Regions from separate parts of the Homo sapiens genome. Here region 2 is linked to region 1. Evidence: chromatin contacts called from ENCODE Hi-C or POLR2A ChIA-PET data. All regions are on one chromosome and are shown on one strand. The core of a region is the stretch at or near the end of the contact, and the rest is flanking DNA. Distances in the headings are between cores, read along the strand shown. Region 1 holds the start of GJC1 (gap junction protein gamma 1). Region 2 holds the start of DCAKD (dephospho-CoA kinase domain containing).

Region 1 (5,566 bases), core at 1,799-4,298:
GTTGCAGTGAGCCGAGATCATGCCACTGCACTCCAGCCTGGGTGATGGAGAGAGACCCGGTCTCTCTCTCTCTCTCTCTCACACACACACACACACACACACACACACACCCTCAATACCCTAGAACAATTGTTTTTATGCTTAGGTTCAATGCAGAATGGACAAGCAGAATGTGATCAGACAAAAGGGGTATGATCTAATTTAACAGACTGAGCGGGGAACCCAACAAGGCTTGTCGGTTCAAATTCTTCTTGGCTTCCCAGTGTAACATTCCTTCCTCCAGGGTATTCCTTCCTGGTTCCTCTGGAATGAGGGTCTTCAAGGGGGAGGAGAGAAGGGGGAGAGTGACCTTTCTGGTTTTATGGCTTGCTTTGGGGGAGAGGGGTTCTAGTTTCTATGACCCGCCTTGGGGAAGAGGAATTTTTATTTCTATGACTCGCTTCAGGGGAGAAAGGGGCGGGAGACAGGAGGGCAGGAGAAGGTCAGAGAGAGACTTTGCTTCTGAGGCCTTCCAATCTCCTTTAGTTCAAAGCACTCAGCACGCCAAAGCTCCATACTTTGGGATATTGTTTTCTTTCTTTCTTTTTTAAAGAGATGGGGTCTCGCTCTGTCTTCCAGGCTGGAGTGTAGTGGCATAATCATAGCCCACTGCAGTTTCCTGAGTAGCTGGGACTACAGCCACCACGCCCTGGGAAATCATTTTCTGAGCCTCAACAGTAGATATTGCCAGTTTTGCAAAGTCCGCTGGGCACGGTGGCTCATGTCTGTAATCCCAGCTCTTTGGGAGGCCAAGGCGGGCAGATCACTTGAGGTCAGGATTTGAGACCAGCCTGGCCAACATGGTGAAACCCCCTTTCTACTAAAAATACAAAAATTAGCCAGGCATGATGGCGGGCACCTGTATTCCCAGCTACTCCGGAGGCTGAGGTAGTAGAATCTTTTGAACCTGGGAGGCGGACATCGCAGTGAGCCGAGATCACCCCACTGCACTCCAGCGTGGGCGACAGAGTGAGACTCTGTTGCAAAAACAACAACAAAGTGATTTAGGCCAGGCACGGTGGCTCATGCCTGTAATCCCAGCACTTTGGGAGGCCGAGGCAGGCGGATCACAAGGTCAGGAGATCGAGACCATCCTGGCCAACATGGTGAAACCCTGTCTCTACTAAAAATACAAAAATTAGTTGGGCGTGGTTGCGTGCGCCTGTAGTCCCAGCTACTCGGGAGGCTGAGGCAGGAGAATTGCTTGAACCGGGGAGGTGGAGCTTGCAGTGAGCCTAGATGGCGCCCACTGCACTCCAGCCTGGCGACAGAGTGAGACTCTCCCTCAAAACAAAACAAAACAAAAAAGTTATTTGTACTAGTTTACAGTTGCAGGCTGTGAGAATTTTAATATTTTATTCAACAGGTACAATGATGTTGTTTCCTGTGTTATTTTAGTTACATGCTATTTATTATTTCCAGGTATTTTCAGAGTTTTCACCCTGGTCATTTTATTTTTTTCACTTATTTTTTTGAGACAGGGTCTCACTCTGTCGCTCAGGCTGGAGTGCAGTGGCGCTATCTCAGCTTACTGCAGCCTTGACCTCCCGGGCTCAAGCGATCCTCCCACCTCATGCTTGGAGTAGCTAGGATCACAGGTGCGCGTCACCACACCCGGCTAATTTTTGTATTTTTTGTAGAGATGGGGGTTTTGCCATATTGTCCAGGCTGGTCTGGAACCCCAGGGCTCAAGCAATCCGCCTGCCTAGGCCTCCCAAAGTGCTGGAATTACAGGCGTGAGCCACCGCGCCCATCCCACACTTGTCATTTTAAATACATCTGTAGAGAGGCAATGTGATAAGGCGTGGGGACAGACTACAGCAATCACAGGGAGAAGTACTTAAATGCTCCGAGGCCAAGCAGGTCATGAAATGATTTAAGCAGCTGAGTGGGGACATTGCCTACCCGGACAAGGTGACTCAAGAGGAGCTGCCATGTGAAAAGAGAAGCTCAAAGTAAGCAGCTTTTGACTTTTTAGGGAGGCCAGAAATCTGGATTTTAATATTTTGGTAACTAATTCATATTTTTGGAAAACATACTGGCCACACAAAACTGGTCAGTGCATTAGATGCCTAGCCTTCAAGATTTCCACTCTGGGGCTACCCCTTAGGGCTTGGCTTTGGGTGGGGGAGTTTGACTTGCAGCAAGTAACCTCACTTGTTAGCGCTTAATTTCCCCTCTGGTCAAAAGGGCAAAATAATAAAAGCCTGTCCATCGGCATTCTGATGCTCAGATGAGATCATTCCAGAGGTCGCCCATCTCTTTACTGAGCCTTCCTTTATTACCCAAAGTCTTACTCTACTTAAAGCATTTGGAGAATTTTCGGTTTCCTACTGGGCATTTTAAAACTGGGGATTCCTATGCATGAAAATTTTTCCCAAGTCCTCTGAATGGGATCCTGCTGGGATGCAAAGAGTTAAGAGGAAATAGCCTATTAGGGTCTTGCTAATCCGAGAAGTTCAGGACCTGAAAAGTATCTAGAGCACTGCTAAGAGCCCCGACTCTAGCTAGATCCACGCAGGGCCCGCCAGATCCTCGAGGAATTGTAGAGCAGAACCTGGGAGGAGACATTAGCATCCCGTGCTACAATGGACCAAGGCCTCGGCGGAGCGCGCAGAAGACAACTCTGGGCCCGCTAAACCAACCCAGGATACCCAGGTAAGGCGAGAACCCACGGCGCCGTTAGCGGCCCGCTCAAACTGAGGCGCGGCTGGCGGGGGACTCTCGCCCGAAAATCAGCTTGGAAGAATGAACTGTCCGGAGCGAAGTCTGCGCCCACCCGGGGTCCAGACTCCACGCGGGTGACTCCCACGCGCGCCGCGCCTCCGCCGCGTCCCGGACTATCCGAGAGAGCGGCGAGGACTCGACCGCGGAAAGTTGGCGCTCGCGTCGCTTCCCGCGCGTTCTGGGGCGCCCCCCTCCCACTCGAGCGCCACGTGCCGCGCGCCCCCCGCTCCCGGGCCGCGGCGGGACGCCCCCGCCCCCACCGCAGCGCGCAGTGCGCAGGCGCCTTCCCGCGGGTCGCGGCGGCGGGAGCGGGAGGCGGCGGCGGCGGCGGCAGCGGCGGGAGCGGCTTCTGCCTCGGCTGGAGACTGAGGCGAAGGCGGCAGCGGCGGAGGAGGTGGAGGAGAGGCGAGGGTGAAGGCGATGGCGACGCGGGGCACATGAGGCCGCGACCGGCGGGACGGGCCGAGGCCCGGCGGAGGAGGCGGCTCCGGGGGAACCCGCCGCCGGGTGAGGGGCGGCCGCAGGGCCGGCTGAGGAGAAGCGGGCCAGGGGCGGGGTCCCAGGGGGAGGCGGGAGAACTCTTGGGGAGCCCGGGGAGGGGCCGAGGAGAACCTCCGGAGGTCCGGGGAGGAGCGCGGCCAGAGCGGGAGAAGGAGGGGGGCGCCGCCGAGGGGTTCCCGCCGAGTCCGGAGGGGCGTCGCCGGCCCGCGTCCTGCCACTGTCCCCGGCGCACCCTCCCTCTTTGTCCCCAGGCGCGCGGCTCCCAAATCGGGAGGGAAACGGCTCGGGGGTGTCCTGGGCCGCGGAGGTGTCGGGCGACGGTCGGGGAGCCCGGACAGAAGCGGCGCGCACTCGGCGGCGCCCCGGCGGTGCCGACAACTACCCGGGCGGTTAGGGGCGCAGGGCGGAGCCGGGCCGCCCCTCGCCGCCCGGGCTCTTCGCGGGCTGCTCTTTGTCTCCCCGACCTCGATCCCTGCGTCTCCGGCGGCGTGCGGGCTCGTCTGAGGCTTCCCGCATCTCCCCGCTGGAACTCCTGCCTCCCGGGGGTTAGAGGAGGGTTCGTTCGAGGGCTGGAAGCGGGAAAGCGGGGCGGAAGGACTGGGCTCATCGCCTCCTGATTAACTCGTTGTCTTTACTTAAAATGACTTTTCCCCCACTTTGTCAAACTTGAGAACTGTTTTGTGTGTGTGTGTGTTTCCTTAAGTCTCTAGCTTCAAAATTAAGAGTAGGCGCTACCGCTGTGATTGTGGGCAGTTGTGTGGTTGGCGGCTGCGTTTGGAGCTCTGAGTTGAAAAGATGTACGTGAATGTATGGTTTAGATTTTGTTCTTTTTTTTGCGATTGTCTGATTGGGAGTACTTTTCCTTTGCGAAATGGGCGAATTTGGTTTTCTTTTTGTTCATTGAGAACTGGCAGTGATACCGATTTCATTATGCTCATGCTTAATTTTGTTAGCATCAAGACGATGTGAAATCGAGTAAGTTAAGTTTGAATAAGTTCAGGCTGAGGGTCATCTTGTATGCCTGATAAGTCTAAATTTGTTATATGTTTGTGTCGTGTATACGTTCAAGTGAATATATGTGAAAGCGCTATAAAAAATCAAACTACATAAATGAAAGGGATTTTAATTTCCTGATAAGCAGGAAACAGCATATCTCCAGTACTTTAATATCTGTAGAAAAATGCGTTAATAATGTCATTTAGGAATAAAATATTTCTCTCCCTAGAGAGGGTTTAGGTATTATTCAGAGTAAAAGAGCAAAAAAATTTCAACCTCAGAGGGTATGGAAAAAAACAGAAAAATACCCTTACTTCCAGAGCTCCTGATTAAAATATTGTGAGTTGTGGGTTAAGTTTACTGATTTAAAAAAAACTTAGCATAGAGTTGTATCACTGCAGTTGCTTTGAATGTCTTAAGTACTGTGTAATGTCAGAATTAAACACGAACTAACTTTTCTGGGTAGAAGGTAAAAAGCTCCAATAAACAGATCTTAGTTTTCCCCAGATTTTTGTGCCCAGAGTGCTGTAGGCAAAGGGCATATTGAAGAGATACATAGAAGTTGTATGGAAGGTCTGTTAATATTTGTCCTGATTTGTAATGGCTTAATATTATTTACTACTTAAACTGTTGTGCATTTTTCCAAAGCATTTCAAACAACCTCTTCAAAAGCCAGCACTTTTAACTTTTGAGGTTGTGTGACTTAAGAATTGTTTTCTACCAGAAACAGTTCTCTTAAAAAGTTCTACCACAGTTCTCTTAAAAAGGAGCAAAGGACCTGGTAATTTTCTCTGTAATCAATTCATGCAGGTAAAATTGAGTTTTAGCCTTTAATCCAGAGGACTTAATTAACATATCTCCAGCATAACAATCTTACTTATAAATGCTGTTATCCTTTGTCAATTAAATTTTATTCTTATATTTGTATAAGTCAGCCAAAGGGAAGGAATGCAGGGTTGTGTTTCTGATTAGTCCACTTCCCCCCAGGTCCAGGCTTGCCTATCAATTGAGTAATGAGGATCTTAGAATACAGGATATATAATTTAAATCCAGAGCATCGTTCTCTTAACAAATGCTTAGTGTTTGTTCCATGCCTAATTCAATGCAAAGTGATGAGTTCCAAAAAATATTGCTTTATTTGTTGTATGTTCACATTTCAAAATTGGTGAGGTGTGTTCTTTTTTCTTTTTCCTTTTCCTTTTTTTTTTGAGATGGAGTCTTGCTCTGTCGCCCAGGCTAGAGTGCAGTGGCTGGGACTACAGGTACCCGCCACCACGCCTGGCTAATTTTTTTTTGTAGTTTT
Region 2 (5,566 bases), core at 2,296-4,795, 220 kb before region 1:
AGCTCAAAGTTTCTTATTGCCATCCTGAATCATGAAAGACATATATTTGAGCTGAAAAAGCCCTTGATGGCATCACATGGAAACTCCAAAGCCCAAGTTTCATTATGGAGGAGGTGCCTGGGTTGAAGGCCCTGTAGCAGCCCTTCACCCTTTCCTATGGGATCTTCCTGGGGCAGAGGTGCAGCTGCTTTTGGCAAATCGGACCACAAGGATACCTCCTTGGAAGACAAGGCTCTCACTTGTACATGAATAGTTATAATACTGTAAGGCAGTATCTGAGAAAAGTAGGGTCATCTGGACGGTTTCCTAACACTGTGTCCCAGGAAGATCCAGATAATTTGGGGGGACAGGCCAGGCCTGTTCCTATCCCTGTCTTGGCCAGCCATGATTACTGGTGGGAGTCTGGGTATCCCTTGGATGTGTCAGGAGTAGGGAAAAGGGTGAGAACCACAGGATTAGGTTAGCTATACATTGTTTGATCAAGGAAGGGAATTGAGCCATTAAATCTGGCTCTATAAAATAGAATTAGATTTGTTCTGTATGGCCCCACGGTTTAAAACTAGGAGAGATACTGCCTAAGAAAGAACTTTCTAACTGCCAAGACTGGACTTGAAAAAATAACAACTGTCAGCCAGGTGTGGTGGCTCACACCTGTAATCCCAGCACTTTGGGAGGCTGAGGCAGGCAGATCGCCTGAGGTTGGGAGTTCGAGACCAGCATGGCCAGCATGGTGAAACCCCATCTCTACTAAAAATGTAAAAATTAGCCTGGCATGGTGGCAGGCACCTGTAATCCCAGCTACTAGGGAAGCTGAGGCAGGAGAATCACTTGAACCCGGGAGGCGGAGGTTGCAGTGAGCTGAGATCACGCCATTGTACTCCAGCCTAGGCAACAGAGCCAGACTCTGTCTCAAAAAAAAAAATAAATAAAACTGTCTTGAGTGGCAGTGAGTTCCCCAACATGGGACATGTACATGTATACATGGCAGAGATAATGTGGAAGAGATTCAAATACTGGCAGGGTGTTTGTACCAAATGGCCCTTTTGGACACAAGATGGAATCCTTTTTATTGGGTGATGGCAGTAGGTCTCCTTGACTGTTGAAGTCAGGAAGAAAGCTTTCAGGGACTCAGGTGATCTGAGAAAGATGTTAAATTACTTAATTCCTCAATATACTGAATCCCTACTGTGCAGGGCACTGGGTATTGTAGTAGTAGATAGGCAAGATTCCTACCTTAAAGGAAGTAGAGAATAGAGATACAGTTTAAGGAAAGGGAAGGGAGACAGGGTAGGTGTTAATTAAAAACTTCCTGCTGGTGAGGCACCGTGGCTCATGCCTATAATCCCAGCACTTTGGGAGGCCGAGGTGGGTGGATCACCTGAGGTCAGGAGTTTGAGACCAGCCTGGCTAACATGCCAAACCCCATCTCTACTAGAAATACAAAAATTAGCCAGATGTGCTGGGCATGGTGGCTGACGCCTGTAATCCTAGCACTTTGGGAGGCCGAGGTGGGTGGATCACCTAGGTCAGGATTTCCAGACCAGCCCGGCCAACGTGGTGAAACCCCATCTCTACTAAAAATACAAAATTAGCCGAGTGTGGTGGTACATGCCTGTAATCCTAGCTACTTGGGAGGCTGAGGCAGGAGAATCGCTTGAACCCGGGAGGTAGAGGTTGCAGTGAGCCGAGATCATGCCACTGCACTCCAGCCTGGGCAACAAGAGCAAAACTCCATCTCAAAAGCAAAACAAATTAGCTGGATGTGGTGGCGCACACCTCTAGTCCCAGCTACTCGGGAAGCTGTGGCAGGAGAATCGCTTGAACCTGGGAGGCAGAGGCTGCAGTGAGCCAAGATCCTGCCACTGCACCCCAGCCTGGGCAATAGAGCGAAACTCTGTCTCAACAAACAAACAAACAAACCAAACAAAAAAAAAACAAAAACAACTTCCTGCTATATGTGAGGCATAACTAGATAACTAGTTTTTTTTTTTTTTTTTTTTTTTTTTTAACTGGAGACAGAGTCTTGCTGTAGTCTCCCAGGCTGGAGTGCAGTGACCGGATCTTGGGCTCACTGCAACCTCCACCTCCCGGGTTCAAGCAATCCTCCTGCCTCAGCCTCCCGTGTAGCTGGGATTACAGGCATTCACCACCACGCCCGGCTAATTTTGTATTTTTAGTAGAGACGGGATTTTGCCATGTTGGCCAGGCTGGTCTCAAACTCCTGACCTCAGGTGATCCACCCGCCTTGGCCTCCCAAAGTGCTGGGATTACAGGCGTGAGCCACAGCGCCCGGCCTAGATGCTTTATTTTTTTTGAGGCAAGGTCTCGTTTTGTTGCCCAGGCTGGAGTGCAGTGGTACCATCATGGCTCTCTGCAGCCTTGACCTCCTGGGCTCAAGCCATCCTCCTGCCTCAGCCTCCCGAGTAAATGAGACCACACTGTCACCATGCCTGGCTAGTTTGTTTTTTGTTTTTTTTTTTTGTAGAGATCGGGGGTTAGTCTCACTCTTGTTTAGGCTGGTCTCGAACTCCTGGGCTCAAGTGATCCTCCCAAAGTGCTGAGATTACAGGTGTGAGCCACCGTGCCCGGCTTTTATGTATTCTTTCAACAACGCTGCACGGCTGCGATTATCCCCACTTTGAGAGGAGACAGGATGAGAGGCTGAGTGGCTTGCTAGGCTTGTATGGACAGGATGCGGGCTCTGCAATCACATGACTTTGTATGAGAGGGCAAATGGATTAACCGCTAAACATAGTTTCCTGTTGTGTAAAATGGGGATGATGATAGTATCCACCCTGCGGACTGTGCGGGCTGAGATAATCCCACAAAGTGCTCTTAGGACCTGGCAGGTGGAAAGTGCTCATGATCACCTCTGCCAAGGCTGCACAAGTAGCGAGTGGCCGAGCTTTATATCCGAAGTTAGGACCCTGCAGTTTTGCCCCTCTCCTCTCTCTCCCTCTCCTTCCCGGCTCCGGGGAAAGGAAAATTTATGGCTCCGGGTCGGGGGTTGCGGGGGACCTCTGTGCCGTGCTCCGGGGCCGAGCTCTCCCCGCCGGCCTCTCCCGCGTCCGTCCGGCCGCCCTCCCGCCCAACCTCTCCCGCCCAACCTCTCCCGCGTCCGCCCGCCCGCCCAACCTCTCCCGCGTCCGCCCGCCCGCCCAACCTCTCCCGCGTCCGCCCGCCCGCCCAACCTCTCCCGCGTCCGCCCGCCCGCCCAACCTCTCCCGCGTCCGCCCGCCCGCCCAACCTCTCCCGCGTCCGCCCGCCCGCCCAACCTCTCCCGCGTCCGCCCGCCCGCCCAACCTCTCCCGGCCCCGCCCGCCCGCCCGCCCAACCTCTCCCGGCCCCGCCCGCCCGCCCGCCCAACCTCTCCCGGCCCCGCCCGCCCGCCCGCCCAACCTCTCCCGGCCCCGCCCGCCCGCCCGCCCAACCTCTCCCGGCCCCGCCCGCCCACCCAACCTCTCCCGGCCCCGCCCGTCCAACCTCTCCCGGCCCCGCCTGCTGGCCGGACGTCCGGTCTGCAGGCGCGCGCTCCCGAGGTCCCGCCTCGCCCGCTGAGCCGGCCTGTAAGCGCTGCGGAGATTGGGCTAGAGGCGGAGGCCTGGGCCACGGCGGAGGCGCTGGGTACGTAGCGCGCCACGCGGGCCGGTGAGAGCCAGCCGGGCGCCGGGGAGGGGGCGGGCCCTGGCCGCGGCTGCTACGCGGGGCTGCCACCGCCCCGGGCGACCCAATTTCGCGGCCTAGTGGGGCGTACGGGCCTCTTTTGAAAGCCTGAGTTACGATGTATTGAGCGCGTCGTATGCGGCCAGCACTAAGGCAAGTGCTTTTATATCCACGGCCCATTGTCTTGACAGCAACCCTACCAAGCAACGTGTTATTTCCTCTGTTTTACGGCTGAGGACGCGCAGGAAGGTTTACAGCTAGAAAGGGCTGGAGATTGTGGATTCAAACTCAGGATCAGACCAAAGCCACTGCCCTTTAGAACTTTGCGGGCCGATTGATTCTTGAATCTAGCTTCTGCCACTTCAGTTGTGTGACCTTGGGGTATCTTTCCGATCCCAAGTTTGCTCATCTGAAAAATGGGAATAAAGCTACAGTATCTGTCCCATAGGGTGGGTATAAAGTGCTTTACTGTTGAGCTGAGTGATCATCTCCGATTTTCAGACCCCTCTCCTCCGCTTCCCTCTCCCCTGGGAGGCCAGTTAAGGTTTTAGTGAAGGCCCCCGGGACTGGGGCGGCGTGGATCTCACGCCCACCAACTAGTGAGGGAGGCCATCCGGCCACCCGTCTCTTCCTTCCCCAGCTCCGCAAAGGAGGCGTTGGCATTTCAGGTGTTTGCTTACAGAGTTTTCAAAGATTTTTCACTCTCCCTTAGTTGTGGGAAAATGATTCAACCTACCCAAGTGAACTTTGACATTAAGTCTCAATTCTAACGGTGAGGAAATGGAAGCCTTTGAATATGTTTTATGTCTTAAACGTGTTTGTTTTTGCAGGAGGGAGAGTGCTCATTTTACCTGAATAAATCAAGATTGAGTTGGTGTGGCACAGTGCTGGCATAGGCCTGGGGAAAGGGGTGAAATGCTAGAGATCTGGTAGATGGATAGAAAGTGGACAGACGGGTTCGGGTGGTTTTTGTCTCAGCAGGGCCCTAAATTCCCACCAAATCCTCCTCTGTCTGTCTTCACCAAGGTCTGAATCTGTCCCCTTGGTAAATAACGTTTAAATGGTCTCCGAGCCCCTCTTGGTGCCTGTACCTTAAGGAGAGAAGAAGAGGGCTGATAGCTGAAGGCAGGCAAGCCACGAACTTAGCTTTGTTTTGAAAATTACCCTCTGGGCCGGGCACGGTGGCTCACGCCTGTAATCCCAGCGCTTTGGTAGGTTGAGGAGGGTGGATCACCCGAGGTTAGGAGTTCGAGACCAGCCTGGTCAACATGGTGAAACCCCCGTGTCAACTAAAAATGCAAAAAAATTAGCCGGACATGGTGGTGCATGCCTGTAGTCCCAGCTACTCGGGAGGCTGAGGCAGAAAAATCGCTTGAACCCGGGAGGCTGAGGTTGCAGTGAGCCGAGATCGTGCCACTGCACTCCAGCCTGGGCAAGAGAGTGAGACTCCTTCTCAAAAGAAAGAAAGAAAGAAAAAATTACCTGCTGGGAGGCCGAGCGCGGTGGCTCACGCCTGGTAATCCCAGTATTTTGGGAGGCTGAGGCAGGCAGATCACCTGAGGTCAGGAGTTTGAGACCAGCCTGGCCAACATGGTGAAACTCCATCTCTACTAAAAATACAAAAAAATTAGCTGGGTGTGGTGGCGGGTGCCTGCAATCCCAGCTACTCAGGAGGTCGAGGTAGGAGAATCACTTGAACTCAGGAAGCAGAGGTTGCAGTGAGCTGAGATCGTGCCACTGCACTCCAGCCTGGGTGACAAGAGCAAGACTCTGTTTCAAAAAAAAAAAAAAAAAAAAAAAGGAAAAGAAAAAGAAAATTACCTGCTGGCACAGTTTTAGATTGATAGCTTTAGATTGAAACTTTCACATTTTTATTTTGAAGATTACAGAGGATAAAAGTTCT

Evidence for each region. A loop is a pair of places that touch in the nucleus more often than their neighbours do. ChIA-PET counts read pairs that join two places held with the same protein, here RNA polymerase II (POLR2A). Pooled maps may share reads with other maps.
Region 2: a pooled map shows a loop between it and region 1 (3-fold over the local background). The contact joins the promoter of DCAKD here to the promoter of GJC1 in region 1. A Hi-C loop is called at or near these places in 2 of 50 pooled maps. POLR2A ChIA-PET finds 5 or more read pairs at or near these places in 7 of 52 experiments (BJ, CD8-positive, alpha-beta memory T cell, H1 and 4 more).

The regions. Positions count from the first base shown.
Region 1 is chr17:44,827,769-44,833,334 of GRCh38, reverse strand. GJC1 (gap junction protein gamma 1) reads left to right here and starts at 3,048. Exons shown (of 3, transcript NM_005497.4): 1 at 3,048-3,273. RefSeq lists enhancers at 1,443-2,416, 2,417-3,390 and a silencer at 3,446-3,735.
Region 2 is chr17:45,049,611-45,055,176 of GRCh38, reverse strand. DCAKD (dephospho-CoA kinase domain containing) reads left to right here and starts at 3,545. Exons shown (of 5, transcript NM_001288655.2): 1 at 3,545-3,816. RefSeq lists a silencer at 3,405-3,904.